Linked DNA regions of Mus musculus: all the other regions are linked to region 1. A link is a loop called in an ENCODE intact Hi-C map of the cell type or tissue named here. Cell type or tissue: heart. All regions are shown on one strand. Links, peaks and the distances in the headings refer to the core of each region. The heading gives the core; the rest is flanking DNA.

Region 1 (8,112 bases), core at 1,877-6,876:
CAGAGACATCCACACATACGCATACCGAAAATAAAATCTTAATTAAAAAAAAACTAAAAAAAGTGATACAATTGTCATAAATATGAATAATATCAATGTCCTCCCTCTCCCTCCCTCCCTCTTCCTCTTCCTCTCTCTCTCTCTCCCTCTCTCTTCCTTTCCATGTGTGTGCAGATGTGAGTGCATGTGTGTGCATACTAGAGGGCAGAGATTGACATTGGATGCCTTCCTCAGTTGCCCACTTTGTTTTTTAATTAATTTTTCAAGACAGGGTTTCTCTGTGTAGTCCTGGCTGTCTTGGAACTTGCTCTGTAGACCAGGCTGGCCTCAAACTTATAGAGATTCATGGGCCTCTGCCTTCCAAGTGCTAGGACTAAAGGTGTGTGTGGTCACCACCTGGTCCTATTTGTTTTATTTTGCATGTATAATGAATGTTTCGCTTGCATGTGTGTATGTGCATCATGTGCATGCCTGGTGCTTTTGGAGGCCAGAAGAGAGTGTTGAACCCTCCGGAACTGGAGTTTCAGATGGTTGCAAGCTGCCATATGGGTGCTGGGAATTGAACCTAGGTCCTCTGGAATTAACGAGTGCAACTAACCACTAAAACATCTTTCACATGCACACTTTATTTTTGAAACAAGGTTCTCAATGAATCTGAAGCTCACCAATTTGGCAAGTCTGGCTGGCCATGCAGTTCCACAGAACCATCTGTCTACACGTCTCCATTACCTCAGCTCTGAGGTTACAAATACATGTCACCATGCCCAGCTTTTCAGAGTCTAGTCTGAGAACCTAGACTCAGGTTGTCAGGTTTGCACAGCAGGCACTTTATCCAGGGAGCCGTATCCCCAGTCAGTCAGTCATCTATCTATCTATCTATCTATCTATCTATCTATCTATCTATCTATCTATCATCTATCTATTTATCTATCTATCTATCTATCTATCTATCACCTATCTATCTATCTATCTATCTATCTATCTATCTATCTATCTATCTATCTTATCTATACCTATTTGTCATATGATCATGTTACTAGGTGCATGTCTGTGCACCCCACACTTTAGCAGGAGCTCACAAAAATCAGGAGGAGGCATCGGATTCCCTGGAACTGGAGTCACAGGCAGTTGTGAGCTGCCATGTAGGTGCTGGGAACCAAAGCAGGGTTTTCTGTAAGAGCAGTAAGTGATCTTAACTGCTAAGCCATCTCTCCGGCTCCTATTTTTCCTCCTTATAAAACTGCTTATTGGGCCAGAGAGAGCAGGACCAGAAAAAAAAACCCTGCTTATTTGCTCAAAGATCAATCCTGGAACATCTCTGGCTGGAGGAGCATCATGTAGTGTCCCCTTCCTGTCCCCTCCCTGTCTGCTTGTCCCTCTCTGCTTCTCTTTGTGGCTTTACTGTACATGAACATGTCTGATGATGTTTGACAGACAACTACAACTGGCTCGTTCTGATCACTTCTAACACACCTGCCCTTTCATACTTTAAATTTTATATAAATGATATCCTGTACAGACAAGTCTCTTGAGCAGTGACGTTCACAGAGGGCCTATCACTCAGCTGTGAGGTAGCCTGATGCAGTTGTTCTCATTTTCATCGGCAATGTCAGCATGTGAGCTTGACCTTCCCACCCATTCCTGATGTCAACACAGTGAGTTTGAGACCACCCTGTGCTACACAAGAGTCTGGCTCAAACAGGCAAGATGGGGGCTTGAGCTTGGATTCCCAGCACCATGTAAAAGTGAGGTGGAAGTGTAACCTCAGTGCTGGCAGGCAGAGGCAGGTGTGTCCTGGGGTTCACTGGCCATATGGGAAACCTGCACTTCCTGGTTTCCACCTGAGCACACATGGGAAAGCACACCCTTATACACGCATGCAACAGACATGCAAAAATTCCCAGCCACGAGGACAGAGATGAGTCTCCTAAGAGAACAGATAGCAATCTCCTAAGGAACATACATTTTGCCAAGAATCACAGGACCTAAAGAAGTCACAGAAACCATGACCAAGGTCACGAGTGCACTCTTGAGGATATAGCAAGGCCTTAGTAAAGCCTACTGAGTTTAAGCACAAGGCTCCAAAGGAGACCAACTGTAAGCTCAACTGATTTGTTTACAGTGTTCACCCCAAGCTTGGGATAATAGGATCTTTCAGCCCAAGGACAATACAAAGACTCAAACCAAGGTTCAGGCTCCTGCCATACTTGCAACTCCAGCTTTGGCTCCCAGAAGTGCCCAGACTCCCCATGACGCCTCCATAGTAAAGGTCTCTGCCAACACAGACACAGGGGCATGGTCGGGAACTCTGGACTGCTTTTTCCCTTGGGTTAGTCTCTTCCTGTGTTGTTAGCGTAGTATGTAGTTGTAGATGGATATCATCAGTTATCGGATAATCTGAGTCCTGTGGCTCCCAGTATGAGGTTCTAAGGACAAAAATAGCTTCTGTGTTATTCTTGTCCAATGTGAAACCTAAATCGAATGAGGAAATAACAGATAAACCCAACCCAAGAGCATAACTCCAATTGGATTCTGTTCCGAACTCATCAGGCTCATGAAAGACAAGGAAAAGCTGGGAAACTCCGTCCGAGAAAAAGCACTGTAATGTGCTCCATGCTCCTGGATCAGATCCTGGGCCACCGAGGACAGGGTGGCTAGGAAAGGCGTTGCTAGGATAACAGAATGCAGCCTGCAGACTGGGTAACAGGACAGAAACAATGGTGATTGCCTTGTTCTCATAGCTGCATAGTGATGAGGCAGGAGAATGACTTTCACTTTAGCAAAAGCATCCTGGAGTATTTTAGAATGACAGGGTGGAGTGTTTATGCATTACACTAAAATGGGCCAGGAAAAACATACAGCATATACAAACTGTGTGTACAGAATTATAACAACTGAACAGGAACATACAGGACTCTTTTGTACTGGTGTGTGTGTGTGTGTGTGTGTGTATTAGTCAGGGTTCTCTAGAGTCACAGAACTTATGGATAGTCTCTAAATAGTAAAGGAATTTATTGATGACTTACAGTCGGCAGCCCAATTCCCAACAATTGTTCAGTCGCAGCTGTGAATGGAAGTCCAAGGATCTAGCAGTTACTCAGTCTCACGCAGCAAGCAGGCGAAGGAGCAATAGCAAGAGCTAGACTCCCTTCTTCCAATGTCCTTATATTGTCTCCAGCAGAAGGTGTAGCCCAGATTAAAGGTGTGTTCCTTAAACTCGGAGATTCAATCTTCTGGAATCCATAGCCACTATGGCTCAAGATCTTCAAACCAAGATCCAGATAAGGATCTCCAAGCCTCCAGATAAGGGTCACTGGTGAGCCTTCCAATTCCGGATTGTAGTTCATTCCAAATATTGTCAAGTTGACAACCAGGAATAGCCACTACAGTGTGTGTGTGTGTGTGTGTGTGTGTGTGTGTGTGTGTGCGCGCGCGTGTGCCTGTGTGCAACATGGGTCCCTGCACAGTTGTACGTGCATATGAAGGCCAGAAGTCAATATTGAAGTCAATGTTGGGTATCTTTCTCCTTTGCTCTTCATCTTATTTTTTGAGGCAGTGTCTCTCACTGAACCTGGATCATGGATTGGCTAGACTGGTTGACCAGCAAGCCCCAAAGATTCTCCTGTTTCTACCTTCTAGCAACAAGCTTTCAGGCACACCTCACTGTCATTCATGCTCAGCTTTTTACATGATTCCCGGGATCATGATTCCCAGGATCTAAACTCTGTACCTCATGTTTGTGGAGCAAGCACTTTACCCACTGAACCACCTCTCCCCACCCCCCACCCTTTCTCTGTGTGTGCATGCGTGTGTAAACACGCAGAGACTGGTTCTCTTGAATGTCACCTGAGCTCTAAGGACCAACCCTTATCATCAAGCTTGGCAGCAAGTTCCCTTGCTCACTGAGACGTCTTGATGAAACGACTCCCCACCTTTTTATGGATTCACTGGAACTTGCTATGAGATAAGACCAGGTTGTTTACCCCCTGCCTCTGTGCTCCAACAGCTGCGATAAGAGGTGCACACCAGGGCTGGAGAGATGGCTCAGTGGTTAAGAGCACCGACTGCTCTTCTGAAGGCCCTGAGTTCAAATCCCAGCAACCACGTGGTGGCTCACAACCATCTGTAATGATAACTGAATCTGTTCTGGGGTGTCTGAAGACAGCTACAGTGTACTTACATATAATAAATAAATAAACCTTAAAAAAGGAGGTTCACACCACATTTTGTATGATTCTTGTAAATTTTACACATGATTGAAATAATTTAAAATAGAATACAAAATGTATATACACAAAGAAGCCTTTATCCATGGTGAGGACTTTGGCGGGCAGTGAGAGATCCAGGCACTTCTCACTGGACGTCACAAGGGGGCGCTGGAGAACCGGGGAAGGCGTCTTTGCCGAAAACTGAGCTGCTTTGCTTTACAGCAGACAAGATGGACAACAGAGAATCAGAGCGGTCACAACCAGGACATCAGCTCTAGAAAACTCTAGAAAACATAGTGGTGTGGGTACGGAGAGCAGACCCAGTGATGAAGAGCATTTGCTGTTCTTGCAGAGGACCTGAGTTTGATTCCCATCACCCACAATTAGCCAGCTCACTCTTGCCTGTAACATAGCTCCAGGGGAATCTATGCCACACACATATCACGTGACACACACATATTTTAAAGATACATAATTTTAAAATTTTTATTAGATATTTTCTTTATTTACATTTCAAATACTATCCCGAAAGCTCCCTATACCCTCCCCCCCACCCTGCCCCACAACCCACCCACTCCCACTTCTTGGCCCTGGTGTTCCCCTGTACTGGGGCATATAAAGTTTGCAAGACTTAGGGGCCTCTCTTCCCAGCTACATATGCAGCTGGAGACACGAGCTCTGGGAGTACTGGTTAGTTTATATTGTTGTTCCACCTATAGGGTTGCAGACCCCTTCAGCTCCTTGGGTACTTTCTCTAGCTCCTCCATTGGGGGCCCTGTGTTCCATCCAATAGATGACTGTGAGCATCCACTTCTGTATTTGCCAGGCACTGGCATAGCCTCACTAAAGATACATAATTTTTAAAGGGGTGTGTGTGTGTGTGTGTGTGTGTGTGTGTATGTGTGCGCACATTGATCAGGCCAATGTCACCTTCATCTTGTTTCCTGTTTTGTTTTTAATTTGATAACATCTTTAAGTTGATACCTTAAAGTTGGCAGTGAGATCTCAGATTTACATAGCGCTTTGCACCTAGTAGTTTTTGCTTGTTTGTTTGTATGTTTGTTAAAACAAACCCAGTTTGGTCAAATGTGAATTCATTTTGCTTTTGTACTGATAAGTTAATATTTATACAGTTTAAAAGGCATAAAAATTGCTTGGCATTATTTTGTTTGAGAGCATGGAGCCAGGCGATGGTGATAGCGGTGCACACTTTTAATCCTAGCATGGATTCCAGTACTTGGGAGGCAGAGGCAAGTGGTTCTCTGTGAGTTCGAAGGTTAGCCTGGGCTACAAAGGAAGATCCAGGGCAGCCAGGGCTGTGCAGATAGAGCCTGTATCAAAAACAAAATAAGTAAATAAAACACAAGTGCTGGAGAGCTAGAGATGGCTCAGGGATTAAGTGCTGGCTCTGTGAGGACCTGCCGGATGACTACGGTAGAAGGACGGCTGACTGGAGTGTCACCTCACCACGAGTCAGGGTCCATCCTCTTTACTATCACTTCTTTCTAAGGGATCAGGGGTTTGAAAGTGATAACATCACACCAGATTGTCTCAACAGCGTGTGCAAATCTGATTCTCCCATAGGGCAACCTGGACCAAGAATTCACAGCTCAAAGGAAGTCTAGTATTCTTTAATTTCAAAAAGTGTTACTCTGGGGACTGCAGAGATGTCTCATTGGTTAAGAACACTTGGTATTTTACCAAAGGCCATGTTGAGCAACTCACAGATGCCTGTAATTTCAGCTCCAGGGAATCCAGCGCCCTCTCCTGGCCTCTACAGGCACCCACAACAATGGCATACATGTACGTACACACACACACACACACACACACACACACACACACACAGAGAGAGAGAGAGAGAGAGAGAGAGAGAGAGAGATAAAAATAAACCTTCAGGGTCTGGAGAGATGATTAAGAGCACTGAATGCTCTTCCAGAGGTCCGGAGTTCAATTCCCAACAACCGCACCACATGGTGGCTCACAACCATCTGTAATGGAATCCAATGCCCTCTTCTGGTGTGCTGAAGACAGAGACAGTGTGCTCACATTGTACATAAAATAAATATATCTAATATAAATAAATAAATCCTCAAAAAGAAAATTTGAAAACAAAACCCTACTGTTAACCTTCATTAATCTAGGGAGTTGTGGGGGGATGGGTTTTCAGATGGGCTCTTACATTCAAGCTGGTTGCAGACTCACCCTGTTGCTGAAGAGGTCTTGAACTTCTGACCTTCTCGCTTCAGCTTCCAGAGTACTGGGAACACAGCTGTACACCACCATGCCGAGCTTGAGTCAGAGAGATTTATTGACCACAAGAGTAAGAGAGGGGCCATCACAGGGTGTGCTTCCAGCACCTCTGACTGGTCAGCGCTGCTCTATAGGACACAGGTAGTCTGAAACCCCATTGGTGTTGTGCATGGCTCAGCACAGGGTCAGCTCCTGAGGTGGGGGTGGGGGGCACCAATAGACTGGGTCTCTCTGCATCTCTAAGTTGTATGCATACGGTTCTGAATATATAACTTTTCCTCTGAGGAACATTTTATTAATTTTTCAATGAAAGGTAAGACCCTAGAACCATGGATGCAGCATGCATTTTGGCAGTTGATGGCTGCTGGGGCTGGAGTTGGTGGTGGAAGAGTCCTTATTTGAGGGGGACAACTGTAGGATACCAATGTGCCAGTAGGTGGTCTCACTCTTGTATACATGTGAGCAGCACTAACTGCACTCAGTGGGGAAAAGAAGGCCTGAGGGGACTGGAGACCCGGCTCAGCAGTTAAGAGCAATTGATGCTCTTGCTGAAGACCCAGGTTCGGTTCCCAGGACCCACATGACAATTCACAGCTGCCTATAAGTCTAGTTCGAAGGAATGTAATGCTCTCTTCTGGTACCCATCTGCAACTCCAGCTCTAGGAATTCCACTCCTCTGGGCTACGTAGGTATCTGTATTTATATGCACATACCTATACATAAGTGCACACATACATACAATTAAAAATGAAAAAAAACCATTGTCCAATTATATCTGATAATAAATGCATATATTCCAAACAAAACTATGCTGGAGACCTTAGCTTTTCCTGCCCTTGGAAACATTATCTTTTGTAAGCAGAAAAAGAAAGAAAAAAAGTCCTCATCTTTTAGATGTTGTCGTTTGGATGAGGACAGTCCTCACAGGCTCATACATTCGAATGTTTGAAGATTTGGTCCCCAGTTGGTAGAACTGCTTGGGAAGGATTAGGAGGTGTGGCCTTGTTGAAGGAGTTGTGTCACCGAGGGTGGGCTTTTAGGTTTCAAAAGAATTGTTCTGCTCTTTCCAGCCAGCACCAAGCAATGGGCATCTCTCAGGACAACTGGCACAAGCACTGGAAGACCAGGGTTACGAGAAAACCCTATCACAAGAAGCGGAAGTATGAGCTGGGACGGCTTGCTGCCAACACTAAGATTGGCCCTCGCCATATACACAGAGTCCGAGTTCGAGGAGGCAGTAAGAAGTACTGTGCCCTGAGATGGGATGTGGGGAATTTTTCCTGGGGCTCTGAGTGTTGTATTCGCAAAACAAGGATCACTGATGTTGTCCACAATGAGCTTGTCTGCACCAAGACCCTGGTGAAGAACAGCTTTGTGCTTATTGACAGCACACCATACCGACAGTGGTCCGAGTCTCACTATGCACTGCCCCTGGGCCGCAAGAAGGAGGCCAAGCTGACTCCTGAGGAGGAAGAGATTTTAAACAAAAAATGATCAAAGAAAATTCAAAAGAAAATACGACAAAAGGAAAAAGAATGCCCAAATCAGCAGGCTCCTGGAGGAGCAGTTCCAGCAGGGCGAGCTTCTCGCCTGCGTTGCCTCAGGACCAGGCCAGCGTGGCCGAGCAGAGGGCTGTGTGCTCGAAGGCAAG
Region 2 (8,112 bases), core at 1,758-6,757, 300 kb after region 1:
ACACACATGCTGTGAGGTTACAGTCAGCCCCTTCATTTATTTTTCCTTGGCTTGTTTGTACAGTCACAAACTATTCTATGCAGGCATGGTGGTGCACATTTTAATCTCAGTACTTGGAGAGTATAGCAGAGGATCAAGAATTGAACTGTAGCCTCTGCTACATAGCAAATTCAAAGCTAGCCTGAGCTACATGAGACCCTTCCATCCCCAAAAGAGAACGTATTTACGTATAATAAATGATGGATATGTCCCGAATTAATACTTTTGTTCAACTGTGATCAAAACGTTTCAGTTCACCATTTCATGAGGTTCAGCTCATGATGTCTTGGTCCCACGTGCTTGGGGAGGACATCATGGTACTGGAAATGTGGCAGAAGGGAGCTGTTCACGTCATGCCTGATAGGAAGTACAGAGTGGTGAGATGAAAAGCCAGGGCAAGATACAGCCCTGAAGGGCACACCCATGACCTGCTTCCTCCATCCACATAGGGCGCTTTTTCAACCACATCCTCATAATCTACTCCAATGTGGAATGCATAAGTGGATTAAATGATTCATTAGGTCAGAGCTCTCGTGACCCAGTCATCTCTAGAAACATCCTTACATATGCACCTAGATATGTGTGTTATCAGGTTTCTAGATGTTTCTTAAGTCAGCCAAATTAACCACCATAAGAGATGTTTATATGGTCTGTATTAAATAGTTTATACAAGCCTTACTCACTCTAGAAGGTACTGTATGTAGGTGATGCTCCCTTGAAGAAGCCGCCATTACTGTCCCAAAAGAGTTAATGAGAACAGTGGCATGTGGACTAATGTCTGTTTCCTTTAATCAGTAAGATACGTTATTCTACTGCCACAAATCTGTAATAATGAGCAGCAACAGTATAAAAACTACACTAATTATCTGATAAAAACATTTTATCTTAAAAACTAAGAGAACATTATGAAATGTCACAGTACATAAGTGATTTCAATCCAAGTACTGTGAAATCTGTGAATGGGCTTTGTCACCAGCCGAAAATAGAAGGAGGTGAGTTGTGGCAGACTTTCCGGTGAGGTCATGAATACAGAAAAGTTATTGTCGTCATAGTCAGGAATCCTGGTGACCTCACTGGCTGTAGTCAGGGAGGTGGGGATCCTGGGAAGCAGTGTGTAGTGACACAGAGAAATGAGAGCAATGGATAGCATGGTAGCATGCTTTCCAGAGACTCAGCTAAAAAAAAAGAAAACCAAAGGCACAGTGAAGAAGGAATGTGCAGGTGAAGGGGCATCCGGGTGAGAGTGGGATTCCGTGTGCACTGGTGGGGGGGGCGAGACAAGACCAGTCAGAGATGCCAGAGTCACATGGAGCTAGGCCTCCCAGCAGCTGCCATGGCAACAAGGACTCTGATGTTCGTCTTCTTTCTTCTTTTGGGAAGTTGAGTGACAGGAGGTGGAATGCCTGCAGTGCAGAGCGGCTCAGGACTAGCACTAGAGGTAGCTGAAGGGGACCCTCTAACAGCAAGCTACCTTCTCAAGAGTATTTGGCACTTGTGGGAAGAGATTTTAGGATTATTTAAGGATCAGTTTGGCAAGTAGCTGGCAGAACAAGGAATAAAATACTGCTATTAGTCCAGGGATGGTAGTGCATGCCTTTAATCCTGGCATTTGTGAGACTGAGGCAGGTGGATCTCCATGAGTTCGTGGTCAGCCAGGGGTACATAATTGAGACCCTGTTTCAAAACAAAACAAAAAACCAAAACTTCGATTAATTCAATGTTTCATTTGTGTCAACAACAATTTGAAACTCTTTATAGATGTTAACTTGTTTTATAGTACAACAAACTGAGTACTTTGTTTTTCCCAATTTCCAATTGGGAAAGAAGAAACTTATTGAAATTCAGCAGCTAGATCTGCATTCTGGCATCCTGCCGCTGCACCAGAACTCTTAGCCGCCTGTCATTGCTGAGACAGTGGGCAGACACTGAAGTGTTAGACGGGAGCAGCCGGGCTGGAGAAGAAGGCAGTTCAGAGAGGAGTCTGAGACTGTTAAAAACATGGCGAGTCTGGAAAGGTGCTGCTGTGTGTGGAATATTACATTTCAATACTAAAATAAAAAGGAAGTCTCTACCTAAGGATTAGTGCTTTAAAAAGTCAAGACACTTGTAAGCTATGATTAAAGCTAGACCATTTACTCAGAAACCCAAATCCACAACAAGGGATAGTACTGGAGTGTTGTGTTAGAAAGCCCCACACTGGCCAGGCATACCTATTATCTCTGCACCTTGGAGGTAGAAACAGGAAGATCAGAGTTCAAGGTCATCCTTAGCTACACAAGAGTTAAAGATTGTCTTGTACCCCATGGGAGAGCCTGTCTCAAAGAAGCAAACAAAAAACAGGAAGGAAGGGGGTAGGGGAAGAAGAGGTACCAAACTGGAATTAACCGTTTCAAATGTTTGTGTGACATTTGAGACACACACATGCTCATGCACACACACTGAGAGCTGCGTGTGTTTCATATTGTGTGTTGCTTACCTCTACCATCCTAGGTCTGACTGTTACAGGGAAATTCCTGTCATAGAGGCTCAAGGTCAGAGGGAACAGTATAGGTGATTCTCAGCTTCTTGCCAGAGCTGGTCATTTGGAATGCAGGGCGGTGCCTGCAAGGAGCCAGGCACTTGGGTTTAAATTTTCTTCCTTACTTCAAGGAGACCAAGCAATTGCTTGGAGAGACCCTATTTTTAGCAGCCTTTGTGCTCCTTAGATACATCTGCCTAGGATACAGAGGAAAGCTCGCTCTTTCATTGGTTCTGAAAAGCAGTGGACTACCTGCCTTTTATTGGCTTCTTCCTAAGTGTTTACCAATTTTAGGGATCATATTTAGGTATTTAGCCTCACAGGAGGCAAGAGCTAGCCAAGAGATCTTTTTCAGAATCCAGGGAACAAAGGGTTTAACATATTCCTGATAATGTAACTTGAAAATGAAAGAAGACTAAATAGGAAAGTAATGTCCAAACTCTCTCATAAGAAGCATGTTCTCATCTCTGTCTCATTAGAGTTAAACTATATGAAGTATATATGAGGTTTTCCCAAATTACAAACCTGGGAGAAAGTAGAGAAAAATCTCTATGCAAGGCAAGTTACAAGTGTACCTTTTTACCTTTGTCTTGTTAGCTAGAGTTTCTTGCCTCCAGTTTAACTCAGAGAGGATTAAATAACCTTCAAAATTAAATTTAAAATGCCATGTATCTGAGATTCAAACCCATTTGTCTGACCCCATAGCCTGTGTTCCTTCTACGGCACAACACTGTCCTAGATGGAGTGTCTCTACGTTGGACCTAGTTCTTTGAGAGGCCTATCTATGGTGGTCATATCTCCTGAGCCTTCATTTTTTTCTTCATTGTAAAGCCTTCATCATGCCTGAAATCCCTCCACAGTTCTTGGGAGAATTGAAATAGTCTTAATATAGACAAGCAGAGAGCACGACCTTACTCCTGTTCATATGCAGGCAATTTTGGGTCACTTCTCTGGGAGATCCTGCAGCATTCAGAGAGGTTTCTCTGCAACAAATAAACTTTCCTGGATGGCAAGTCTGTCACCCTTTCCAGGGGGGGTCCTTCCTGTCCTCCACAGTCTGCCTCTTATGCAGCCTGGGGAACTGCTATCGTGAAACAGGTCTGTTGTAGAACTGCAGTATGTACAACTTTGCAAAGATTCTTAGTGGTAATTTCAACTAACGTTTCTATCCAACAGAGTTTCAGTTCCTGCATTCAGCTTATGGTAGGAGAGCTATTTTTCCTCATCTGTATTATGACCTATGAATGTGTTATCTTGTAACAATGGTAGATTCCCTTTCCTTTCCTCCCCAAATCCCATCTCCTAGGCTTGGGCTCCCCCAGGTGGCCTAGCAGCAGTTCCTATAGCATGCAGGAACATGTCTGATGGTGCAAAATCATGGGTTGGAGACACACATGAACCATTCCCATAGGGCAGCAATGAAGGATCATGGCACTAAAAGGCGTTTCACACCCTAACCTGGCTGCCTGATTCAAACAAATGAAGGAAAATTCTAAGACCTGTGTGTGGTTCCTCTGTTAGCTTAATGGTAGGCTCCGAGGAGCCCCTTGATTGTGCCTATTAGACCCTAAAACACCAGTCCGATGGCCCCAGGATCAGATTTTCTATTGCCATTAGCAGTCTGACATGTTTGAAGACCTGGTTGACTTTAGATACAGTCTGTTGCCTTCATCCAGATCTTGAGCTCTGGCCTCACTTTTGGAGTATTTTTCTGGATGATGAAAGTTACGAGCCAAGTGTGCCAGTGGGTGAGGGATCCAAGTTGAGTTCTCTGGGCAGTGTGGACTCCAGGCCCAAGGCACCACAGGAACTTGTGGGCACCTGTGAGGGTCCCAGCGGTGTAACTTGACTAGGTCCTTCTTGTCATAGACAGTAAGGGACCATAGGAGAGACTTGCCACTTTTACCACACTCACCTGGGCTACTTAGGGTATCTTTGTAAAATCTTTGAATGTTTTCTCAACTTTTAATCTTACTGTTGGAAAGTGAATGTTTTTATACATGGCACATCTTCCAGAAGATGAGCTGTGAGATTTCTTTTGCTACTGCTGTGGGCTGTGTGATCTTGGGCAACTTGCTAATGTCCCCAGGCCATAAAGTTTTTCATGTCACATGATTTCAAGGTCTTTTTTAAATGCTAACATTTCATTCTCTTGTAATGTTTATTATTTCAGTAGTGCTAGCTACAGAACTGTTTCACTTACTGTTCATGTGAGGTTACTTTTTGTGAACTCAAACAAAAGACCCTAAAAACTTAGAGAAGGCTACATGGTTCCGCACCCTTCTGATTAGCACAGCAGTTCTCAACTTGTGTTGGGGTTTCACAAGGGTCACCTCAGGCCATCACGAGACACATAGGGTTTATAACAGTTACAAAGTAACAATGAAATAGTTTTATGGTTGGGGTCATCACAACATTAGGAATTGTGTTAAAGGGTTGCAGCATTACGACGGTTGAGAACCACTGAATTAGAACGTCTAATAAATGTGGGTGGAGTGATTCACAACGTGTTCTGTGCCAGGCCCTACATTGGCCCTGTGAATATCCAAAGACCAGTAAGACAAGCTCCCTATTCTCTAGAAACTCACAATTTATTGGGGAAATGTTCAACCAGGGACAGGAACCTCTAAGACTCACAGGAACTAGGATAGTCAGTTATATGGGATAATGTGATAGAGAGTGGGCAGAGGAAAAGACTTCATAATAGAATGGAGTCTTTAGCTCATGACTGATTACTTAATACATGTGTGCCAGGTGGAATGTGGAGAGAGATGCTGACAGGGCTAGGAGAATAGACCAAACCATTCGGGGTAAAGCCCCTTGGCACACTCGGAGAGTGATGAGCAGTTTGTGCACAGTGGTGTGGGTTGGAGCTGAGATGATTAGAGAATCAAGGGAGATTTGTGAGTCAGGAAGAAGAGAGTGGTTGAGAAGTAGGACCAGGCTATACAACCTCCAGGCCCACTCTCAGTGACCTACTTCTACCAAGGCTGTGCCACCTAAAGGTTCCACAATCTTCCAAAATATCACCTCTAGCCAAAAGACCAAGTATTTAGACTTGTCAACCAATGTAAGACATTTCTGTTCAAACCACGAGACATTGTCGGTATTAGATCAGGGGAGTCTCTAATACGAAGAGTTGAATCTGTAGCCTTTAGGTACTGAGAACCATGGGAAGTTTTTAAGAGACCAGTGTGGCTATTGCTTGGAGGTTAGAAGGGACTACTTAAAAAGACCAAGCCCAGAGCATTTAGAAACAGTTGAAGTGGCTAAGTAGAAGGAGATGAGAGCTTGAGTTGGAGTTGGCCATAACTGTAGGGATGGAAGCATAGGGCTACCAGAACTAGAAACCATTAAGACTGATGATGTTATCAATACCATTAAGCAACCGGGGAATCATTAGTACTGCCAGTTTACAATACAACAGAAAGGAAGCTCAGACAATTAAGTGACTTGCCCAAGGTCTCACAGCTAGTAAGTGGCAGAGCCCAGGCTAGATCTCATTTCCCAACTCAGTACATGGTTCAGGATGATGGTCCCTTGCTGCCTCTCTTTGTAAATGTGCTTAACAGATTGTTCTAGTGTCAGAGGGCATGAGGGTCCCATATCCAGGAAGTGAACAACTCAGCAGCTAGAACTCGGCAGGCACACAGTTCTGCTGTGTTTATTTGTCTACTCGCTGTCCTTTTTACACAGCTATAGTAATTACATACGTTCTTAAGTGGATGGCTTAATAATGTTTTCATGTGATACATCTGTAATTAATGATCACTTAATTCAAAGGATAGAAGATTTTTAGGAAGTAGTTCCTTTTTGGCACCCCAAAACAGGCCTGCCTGACAAGAGCTCTTTCTATCGCCATGCTGCTAAGAGTTTCAGTTGGCATTGGTTTTGTCCAGCAGCTGAGCTCCACATTGCTGTCACCATCAGAAAGGATTACTGTAGCAGGGAGAAGAGACAGACTCATGCAGTCAGCAAGGAGGTTAAATTGACTGTTAAAAACTTACTTTCATTTAGTTTTTACATGTATCTATTTTTTTTAATTATTAACTATTCAAGCATTAAGGAAAAATACAGAAAATGCTGTTTGTTTTCTGTATAATAAAACCAGAAGAAACGTCCAGTTTATTTGTAAAATGTGAAAGTTTAGCCTAAGTGATGGCTTAGGAAAGACATTGTTGACAACACAATGACACTGGCTTCTTTCCTGATTGATCTGCAACATTATTTTACTGTGACATGCTGTCTTGTTCACTCCCTGGTTGCTGTGTGGCTGAGTTGCATCCCCAGTAGATCGTAAGTCCCTTGTGTGCAGTGACGTAACCCACGTGTGTTCCTGTCCACCGTGGCATTCCCCTCAGTGCTGAGTGCAGTTAGGCCTCAGTACTCTGTGGCTAATTTTGATTTAACTTCAGTTGTCACACAGTCCTTCAGGCAATTGTCAGACTTCGGGCTTATAATGAAAATTATATCTATACCCCACTCGGAAGGAGGAGGAGGAAAAAAGTCAGAACAGAACAAATTGGGACCTCTAAATTCTCCAAATTGCTATGGCCAAATTAAGACCTTTTGGTTCTTGGTGGAGGCCCACTGAGCTCTTAGGGCATGGAACTGCTCTGTTTGACTTCTCAGAGCTACCTATTTGACACAGCAGTAATTTGTTTGTGGATGGTTGTGGCCTCCCGCCTCACTGGATGTCAATCCCTGAATTTGGAGACATTGTGATAAGATTTTTGACACTAATTGGATCCTTTATTAATTCCTTTCATATTAGCATCCCACCCTCTGGAGACAGACACCCGAGGTGTTTATTTAAATCCCCTCTGCAGAAGCTCCACACTGTCCTGGCTGTCTAGCAGGGTTCTGGGCTCTGCATGGAGTTATGCTGTCTCCATTTCTCTTGCCAGATTCTCCTTTTAGTGTCACTTTCCTGCCCATGATTGCCTTCTCATTCCTCAGCCTTTGCTGTATATACTGCAGACCATTAATGCAAGCAGTCAGCCGATGAAGCTACATTTTGGTTTTAGTTCAGAAAAACCCAGCAGAATCCACAACCTTCCCTAGCCATTACAACTCTGTGATAGAAGGAACAGAGATGTTAGTTGTAAACCAGTCAGCAAACACATTGTAGAAGCTCTCGAGGTAGCAAACCCTGTAGGAATCTATAGGGCCACCATACTTTCTTATTATGCTTCCCTGTCTTTCCTTATCCACTTACGAAAAGATTTCAGGTTCATCTGGTTGTTGTCAGCCTAGTCCCCATACTGTTAATATACTTTAGAATACTCTGTGCCCAAAACTTCCAACATCTTATTAGAATGTAAAAGTATTATAAAGAAAAAATTGATCATTTTTTAACCTTAAAATAGAAATTTGGATCAAAACTGTGTCTCCTGGTGTTTGAAAGAATAGTTTTCTTTCCTTTCTCCTTCCTTCCTTCTTTCTTCCTTCCTTCTTCCTTCCTCCTTCCTTCCTCCTTCCTTCCTTCCTTCCTTCCTTCCTTTCTCTCTTTTTCTCTCTTTCCCTCCCTCCCTCCCTCCATCCCTCCCTCCCTC
Region 3 (8,112 bases), core at 1,758-6,757, 350 kb after region 1:
ATGACAATCCTCTCCCCTAACACCAGCGGTCCCACTCTTCTATCACCAATGCCAGCCATCGCAGTGTCCAGTGGAGGACAGGAGAAGTAACGGACTGGGAGGCCAGGATTTGGGAGGCAGAGGCAGGAAGCTCCTGAGTTCCAAGCCAGCCTGGGCTACATATGGAGACATTGTTTCACAAGCAAGCAAACACAAAAAGAGTGACCAACACTATGAGACATCGTTGTAGAAGCCAGGCAGTAAGTAACCATTGCACTCTTGCAATGGTTATAAACTGGGCCCGTGTGTGGTATGGTGCGGTGGTAGTAGCAGTAGTGGTGCGGTGGCACTAGCAGTAGCACATCTCAGCTCCCACAGCCTTCTCTTCCGTTACCTTCCCACTCCCCCAGCATCATTCAAAGAATCTAAGGTGGCCAGGAGAGCAGGATGAGATGAAACTCGGACAGCACAGAGGAGCCCAGTGCGGGAGACAGAGGCCTGGCTGGAATCAGGATAATCACAGCTCACGGAAGAGGTTGAGGAAGTAAATATGTCTGTTGGGAATGGGTGGGCTGGTAAACAAATTAAGTCATAGAATTTGAGCCACAGAAAGGAAAGGAAAGGAAAGGAAAGGAAAGGAAAGGAAAGGAAAGGAAAGGAAAGGAAAGGAAAGGAAAGGAAAGGTCAGGTCCCCAGAGCCTGGGAAATTCCAGGAGGAGAACTGGACACCTGAGAGACGAGAGGGAGGGGAGAGTTTCCATTAACCTGGCTGAGCCCAGGTTTTGGGGACAGGGCAGAAAAAGTTCCACGTTACTGGTGTCAAAATCATGAGCGCAGCAGGCCTAGTGACTTGTGCTTCTAACCCCAGAGCACTGGAGGCAGAGACAACCAGATCTCCCTGAGTTCTGTGCCAGCCTGGTCTACATAGTGAACTGCAAGCCAGCCAAGGATACAAAGTGACATCCTGTCCTGGAAAAACAAAAAACAAAAACAAACCAATACATTCAATGTCAACTGTGCTCCCCCAAATCTGGGGATGGGCCCAGAGCCCCACATCACAGTCCATGGTGGAAACCCACTGGGGAGCAGTGACGTGCTCAGACTTGCCTGAATGTTCTCTGCTTCCGAGTTTTTGTTTTTCTCTTTTTGAGACACAGTCCCCTTATTGAGCCATCGCCATGTATGTAGACTGAGTTGGCCTCAGACTCACAGAGACCCGCCTGCCTCTGCCTCCTGCCTGCTGTGGTGAAAGGTAAGCTTCACTGTGACCGTTTTCCTCAGTTTTATTTTGTTTTAATTTTCTATTATATTTTATGTGTATAGCATTTTGTGTGCATATATGTCTGGGCACCACTTGAAAGCCAAGTGCCCAAGGAGGCCAGAGGAGGGCGTCTGAAGTTATATACAATTGTTAACCTCCATGTCAGTGGGGGAATTGACCCAGGATCCTCTGGAAGAACAGTCACTGTTCTTAACCCCTGAGCCATCTCTCCAGCCTTTATTTTATTTTTGTTTATTTATAGACCTAGGTTTTAGGGACTGAACTCAGGTCACAAGCAGTTTACGGAGCAAGCCATCTCTCAGCCTTTTTTGAAATGTTTTATTGGTATAATACAGACCTTCTTCTTCTTCTTCTTCTTCTTCTTCTTCTTTTTTTTTTTTTTTTTTTTTTTTTTTTTGGTTTTTCGAGACAGGGTTTCTCTGTAGTCCTGGCTGTCCTGGAACTCACTTTGTAGACCAGGCTGGCCTCGAACTCAGAAATCCGCCTGCCTCTGCCTCCCAAGTGCTGGGATTAAAGGCGTGTGCCACCACTGCCCGGCAATATGTACCTTCTATATCCCGATTTTCAAATTCCAGATAATGGTATTTCCAGTACCGCTTAATAGTCCAATAGGGACGTAGGCTTTGGACTGACAACTAGTCTGACTTTCCCAAGAAGGTGCAGGCCCATCTCTACTAACAGCTCTCTGAGAAACTCTGTCAGTATCCACCTCTGAAAACTGGGGCACCCAACCCCTGAAGGTCACTCTCAATCTCTGTGGAAGTCACCTTCACAGCACAGGTTCCTAAGAGTACACATGTCCCCTTCCTGCACCCTTGGTTCCAAAGGAGCCTAATTATTATTTACTGCTGGTAGGACTTGCTGGCTTTTTGTCTAGCTGACTATGACTCCCAAGTCTTTCCCAACAGGAACCCTCCCCAGGAGTCTGGAGACAGAGAAAGAAGGGTGACAGCCACACATTTGGGGCTGGCTTTTGATGCTGCTTGGAGAGTCACTCCGCTCCAGAACAGACTCAAAATCATAGGTTCTCTAAGATCCTGGCATTTCAGGTGACCTCACTGAATCTTGGCACTCAGTCCGGAGTGCCTCAGAGACTATATCTTGTGTAAAGTCTCTCACACTGCAACTGGAGAAGGCTGGTGCTCATCATAGGTACCACAGGACTTTAAGACCTCAGCAAGTTGGAATGAATTTCCATAGTGACCCACAAGCAGGAGAAGGGCTAGGGGCTCCAAGTCCATGCCAAGCCTGTTGAGGTAGAAATCTGGTGTCACACTTTCAGAGCTACCACGATATGGTTGTTTTGAGAAATCTTTGTACAGGTGACTGCAGGCGCCCCCTGCTGGCTATATTGAAAGGCAGACTACATTTCCAGTTCCAGAACTGCACCGGCAGCAAACACTGCAGAATTTCAAGTCCCTAGAATAAAATGAATAGAATATTTGTATGTTCACTGTCCAATTCCCCCCATACTTTAAATTCTCTCTAGATTACTTGTAATACACAACGCAACACAAATGCTGTGTAAACAGTTGTTATATTATTTAGGGAATAATTATAGGGGACAAAGTTTGGACTCTCTCAGGACAGATGCGACTATTGTAAAGTCTAAAATTTCCATCCACTAGGTATGGACTCAAGCCTTTAATTGCAGCACACAAGAGGCAGAGGCAGGAGAATCTGTGAGTTCAAATTCTGCCTGGTATATATAATAAGTTCCAAGACAGCCAGGACTACATAGAAAGACCCTGTGTCAAACAAAACAAAACAAAACAAAACAAAACAAAACAACAATAATAGTAAAATTTCCATCCATAGTTGGTTGAGTTGGAAGATACAGAAGTCATGGATACCAAAGGCCACTACTAAAGCTACAGGCTTAAGTTTCTTTTTTAATTTATTTATGTATGTATTTGATGTATATGGGTGTTTTTTTCTGCATGTACATCTGCATAACAGAAAAGAGACTAGGATCCCATGGAACTACAGACAATTATAGATAGTTGTGAGCCACCATTCAGGTGCTAGAATTGAACTCAGGACCTCTGGAAGAGCAGCCAATGCTCTTAACTACTAAACCATTCCTCTAGCCCCCAAGCTTGTTTCAATGCTTTGCTCTAGCAAAACCGCAGTAGGCTCTGTCCTACGTTATCCAGCAGGCCTTAGAACCCATGGGTGTGCCCCAGATCAGTGGGAGGAGCTCAGGCCATGGGAACTGGGGCTAAGTAAGACCAGGATCCAGTGCTGGGCAGATGCTAAGCTGGGGCTTTCTGTGTCTGAGGACTCACTTGGCTCAGCTTGCATTTAAATCTAGACTCTTGGCCAGGTCTGGAACCATGCTGGGTGGGATTGTGTCTGACACTCTCCCTTACCAACTCCCTTGGAGGCCCTGCACTCTCAGTATGTCTTCTCTGGTCTTGGGCCTTATTGGCCCACCCAAGTGTGCTCAGAAAGGAAAAGGAGAGGCCTCCTTGTCCCCTGTGGGGTGGGGGGTTGGAGGTAGGAGAGTCCGAGAGGGATCTGAAGCCATGAACTGACTATAGGCCGTGAGGCTGGTGGGGTTAAGTCTGCCTAGGTCAGACATGCAGCCCAGTTACATGGACAGATCAAGGGTCTTGAGGTGCCGGACCATGCCTGGGAGGGAGGTAGCTTTGCTGAAGTGTTTGAGGTTAAGCAGCCTAGAGGAGAGGAATAGGAGAAATTGAGGAATACATGCTTTGGTGTCTCTCAGATAAAGGTCAAGCTCTAGCTGTCTCAGTGACAGGCTGGGTAGCCTTAAGCAAGTGACTTGATTCCCCTGAGTATAGTATCTGCAGAGACCCAAGTAAGGTGCATCAGCTTCAAGAGGGACACTGGAATCTGGAGCTCCAATCTGCCCTCCCCCCACCCCCCACCCCCCACCCCAACACACACACCTTCTCTGCCTCAGCACTTGCTCTGGGCACCTTCCCAAAACACAGCATCTGGGGCTCTGCCTACATTTTATCTCCAAACCTGCTCCCTGGCCTCCTCTGCAGGTCTATCCTGCACTCTGCCCCTGACCACCCTTGGTTGCCTGTCTACTTGCCTGTGCCCATCAAGGCTCCTCACTGGCCATAATTGGGCCCAAAATAGCACTTCCCCTTGCCACTTCCTGCAACCATCTTGTGGCTTAAGGACAGAGAGACAGAGAGTTGGTGTTTGGCAAGCATGCAAAAGATGTGAAGAGCTCTTGGAGGTCAGCGGGGTGCACAGAATCGAGAATTTGCCTCCAAGCACCAGTGAGCAGAGGCTAGGGCTGGAGCTCGCTGTCTAACCCTTGGGTACACGCTCCCCTCCCCAGGCTCAGCTCAAGGCTAAGACAAGGCCTTAGCCAGACTTCTGCTGTCCTGCTAAGCTCTCTAGACTTACAGACCCATGTGCTGAGGCTCGCCCCAAGTGTGGGCCTTTTGTCTCTTCTCATCCTAAGAGATTTTTTCTGACTTTTCTGACTATGAGGAACTTTCAAGCCTAGAGTCTGTTCCCTCGTGTCAACCCTGCCTTTCTGTCCTGGTCCCTAAGTGTCACCGTCCTTAAGAGGCAGTCTAGCTAGTCCTGGCTTTTGTCTCTAGCCTACAGATATCTGCAGGAGCAGCTCTCTGAGCAGATAGTCTCTGACTCCGACTCACTCTCCTCTGCGATCCAGCAGGAGTTACTTCTCAGAGCAGTCTGAATGTGAGGCATACATGTGGCTCTGGCCATGGGGCTCTTCCAGACACCTGTGTGACCACCTCCTCCTTTCCCACAAAGTATCAAGACCTGAGGGCCTGAGTCCAGTTCTGATAGGTGAATGACCTTGAGGAAGAAGACACTGAGCCTCCACCTCAGCTTCATTGCTCAGAAGGAAATAGTGGCAGCAACCTTCCTGGACCATTTTAAGGATCCAAGGAGCCCAGCTGTGGCGTTCAGCAAGCAGCCAAAGGAAGCTGAGTTTACAGTTCCCTATTATGGAAGACCTACAGCTCAGAGATGTGTCTCCGGTAGAATGCTTGCCTGGGGTGAGAACCGCCCTGGGTTTGACTCCAGCATTAAATAAATCAGTTATGGTGGTACTCAAGTCTAATCCCAGCATTCAAGGCAGGAGGATCAGAAGTTCAAGGTCACCCTCAGCTACAGACACGGTTTCAAAAAAGCAAAGACATGCAGCTGTGTCTCACCTGGATTCTCCAATGTTTATTTCATTAAACATGAATTCAACATTTATTGAGCACTTATTGATGCTTGCTACAGCAAGTAGGCTTAGGGATGAAGCTGAGAACACACCCTGCCCTCAGAGCATCCATCCAAGCTCCTTCAGCCTTCTCTCATTCTGTCTGTACAACAGACCGTTCACATCAGGCTCTTATGGCCCTCCTTGCATCTTATATCCCGTCCCCTGCATGTTACACCCCTCCTTGCATAATCCTGCTTCACACCAAACCTTGGTCCTGCTTCCTCTCACCCACAATCATGCCCTTTAAGGCAGTTCTCTATGCTGTCTGGGAAGACCACACCCCAGTGTCTCAAGCCTGGGTGGCCACGAGTATAAGGAGAGCTGTTGGGGTGATGGATGCCTCTTGGCCGTTCTATACTGAGCTGTACACTGTGTACTTCCTCATATAAGTGCTATGTATCAGTGGCTCCCAATAAACATACTGGTACCTGGGTCCTAGCTAAGGTTTTAATTTAATTGGCCTTCGGTGGGCCTGTGCCCCTGGAGAACTAATAATGAACAGCCCAGGTTGTAATTTTTCCAGGAGACTCCCTTGGGGATGAGCCTGAGGCCTGTTCCTTCAGGACCGCCCTACTCATGCTGAGTGCCTGATCCAGATGGACACCTGTCCTCAGGCCAGCCCATGCCCTGGCAGGCTGTCTTCTAAGTGGTTGTGCTATGTGCCAGCCATATTCCCGGTGAGGATGGCGCAGACCCAGCCCTATGTATCTAGTCCTGAAAGTGAAGTCTGCTTTGGGCCTCTGTTGAGGCAGAAATCCTGGAGTAGCAGAAATGACTGAAGCACTAAAGGTGGCAGCCACTGTCAGAAATGCAAATAACTGGACTAGTGGCAGCGGGGAGGAGCCTGAGGTGGGCCTTCAACATGTAGATCACTGGGCTCTGACCGCCAGCTCAGGTCTCCAGACGCAGGCACCCTTTAGATTTAAGGGCCAGAAATGGACCTCTTTGCATTTCAAGAACTACATGCACTAGCCAACCATCCTGTAGGGGAAAAGAGGTTATCAGACCCCATTACTGAGAAGGAAATAACTTGGCCTGGTCACATGGCTGCTATCAGACAAGATTCCAAAGAGAAGCCGTTCCATGCAAAGCCTGTGTTCCTTCCATTTCATCCTGAATTCCACACAGGCACAACCGTCTCCTCACGAAAATGCTGCTAGCAAGATGTCCTGTACACGTCCTGTGGTGTTGAAGACCCAGCAGACCCCTGAGGGATGCACGCGAGTTAATAAAAGCACACACCAACACTTTCTCCCTTTGTGTGTGTGTCTTGCCATGTAGAACCATTTTGTTTTGAAATGGGGAAGGGGTCTCACCATGCAGCACTGGCTGACCTAGAACATGCTTGGTAGACCAGGCTGGGTGTGAATTCACAGAGACCCACTGGCCAGTGACTCAAGCGCTAAGATTATAGGCACATATCATCATAACTTCTCTAAGCTGGTTTTGAACTCAAGAATACCCTGCTTCAGTTTTCCCACATGCCAAGCATACAGTCTGTCAACTGAACTATCTGTTCAGTGCAAAAACAGACTTTCTTTTATTGAAAATATATTATTTTGTGAGTATGGGTCTTTTGCCTGCATGGAGGTTTGTGGCCACATGCATGCCGTATCCCTGGAGGCCAGACAAGGGCATTTGATTCCCTTGGGATTGGAGTTATAGATGGCTGTGAGCTGCTGGGGACTGAACCTGGGTCCTCTCGAAGAGCAGTCCGTGCTCTTAACCACTAAACTATTATTGCCCCAGTCCAGGAAAGTGAATTTTGAAGTGAGTCATTTGGGCTGACCTAAGCAGAGATTCGGCATAACCTGACCTCTGCTGTGAGGGCCACTTAGTCCCATGGGGAAGACACCATGGTGTGTGTGTGGGGGGCTCTTGGCCCCTAGAGAGCAGCCCCATGTTGCTGGGCACTTAAATCCTTTGCAGTCTTGTGTAATGACACATCTCTTTGGACCAGAATCAGCCCGACTTGTGTGGTAGTTCTGCTCCACAGGCGCCTTAGACAGGAACTCTAGCCCTGGGTCAGACACCCAAACCCAAACCTAGCTGGACTCGGGAGGGCTAGACTGACACACCATTGATACGCATATGAGCTGTAAGGAATTCTAACATTCAGAACTCCTGGGTTCTTCTAAGGAGACTGAAGCCCAGACAGCCGCAGTCTGCCCGTGACAACACAGGTTCAGTGTCAACCCCATCACCCAGGACTTCCTTATCTCCTCCCTTTGACCCAATTGAGGCAGAGTCAGGGAGCCCTCGTCCTTAGGGAGACAGCTGGCAGGAGGCCATGATGGCCCAAGGCCCGGGGGAGCCATCATTTAGTGTTTCTATTTATTGACTCTTTAAATTTCATCATCTGAGGAGAGTTAACACAAGGCTGTTTGGTAGCAAGAGAAACATCATCTAAGACCACAATGACCCACCCACCCCAAAGAAAAACAAAATCAAACAGAACAAACAAACCCTATCTGAAACCAGACCTTTGGAGTTGTAGCTGAAGCAAGGGGCTGAGGGTCGGGGTGGCTCCCTGCAGCCTGGCGGTGAGGGACGACGGCCTTCTCAGTTAAAAAGGTTATGTCTAGCCCCTCAACTCTGGGGGGTGGGGGTGGGGTGTCCT

Evidence for each region. Peaks named below come from ENCODE experiments on the same cell type or tissue, not always from the same donor. Only the 100,000 strongest peaks of a DNase experiment are listed, where the experiment ranks them.
Region 2: a loop joins it to region 1, with 2.1 times the contacts of the local background. A loop is called at or near these places in 6 of 42 quality-filtered maps.
Region 3: a loop joins it to region 1, with 2.8 times the contacts of the local background. A loop is called at or near these places in 8 of 42 quality-filtered maps.

Annotation. Positions count from the first base shown.
Region 1 is chr7:100,516,470-100,524,581 of GRCm38, forward strand. It overlaps the pseudogene Gm8463. Among named protein-coding and RNA genes, the nearest start is that of Dnajb13, 5.7 kb to the left of the region's middle. In heart, for the core only: a CTCF peak has its summit at 4,365 (motif pointing right); a DNase peak (open chromatin) is centred at 4,402.
Region 2 is chr7:100,815,003-100,823,114 of GRCm38, forward strand. Fam168a (family with sequence similarity 168, member A) reads left to right here. Exons shown (of 9, transcript NM_001362169.1): 4 at 3,734-3,760. Among named protein-coding and RNA genes, the nearest start is that of Relt, 44 kb to the right of the region's middle. In heart, for the core only: a CTCF peak has its summit at 3,893 (motif pointing left); no DNase peak of the experiment used is centred there; H3K27ac peaks cover 1,132 bases.
Region 3 is chr7:100,864,320-100,872,431 of GRCm38, forward strand. It overlaps Arhgef17 (Rho guanine nucleotide exchange factor (GEF) 17), which reads right to left. Exons shown (of 21, transcript NM_001081116.1): 21 at 5,427-8,112. Among named protein-coding and RNA genes, the nearest start is that of Relt, 5.0 kb to the left of the region's middle. In heart, for the core only: no CTCF peak of the experiment used is centred there; DNase peaks (open chromatin) are centred at 4,382 and 5,795; H3K27ac peaks cover 1,128 bases.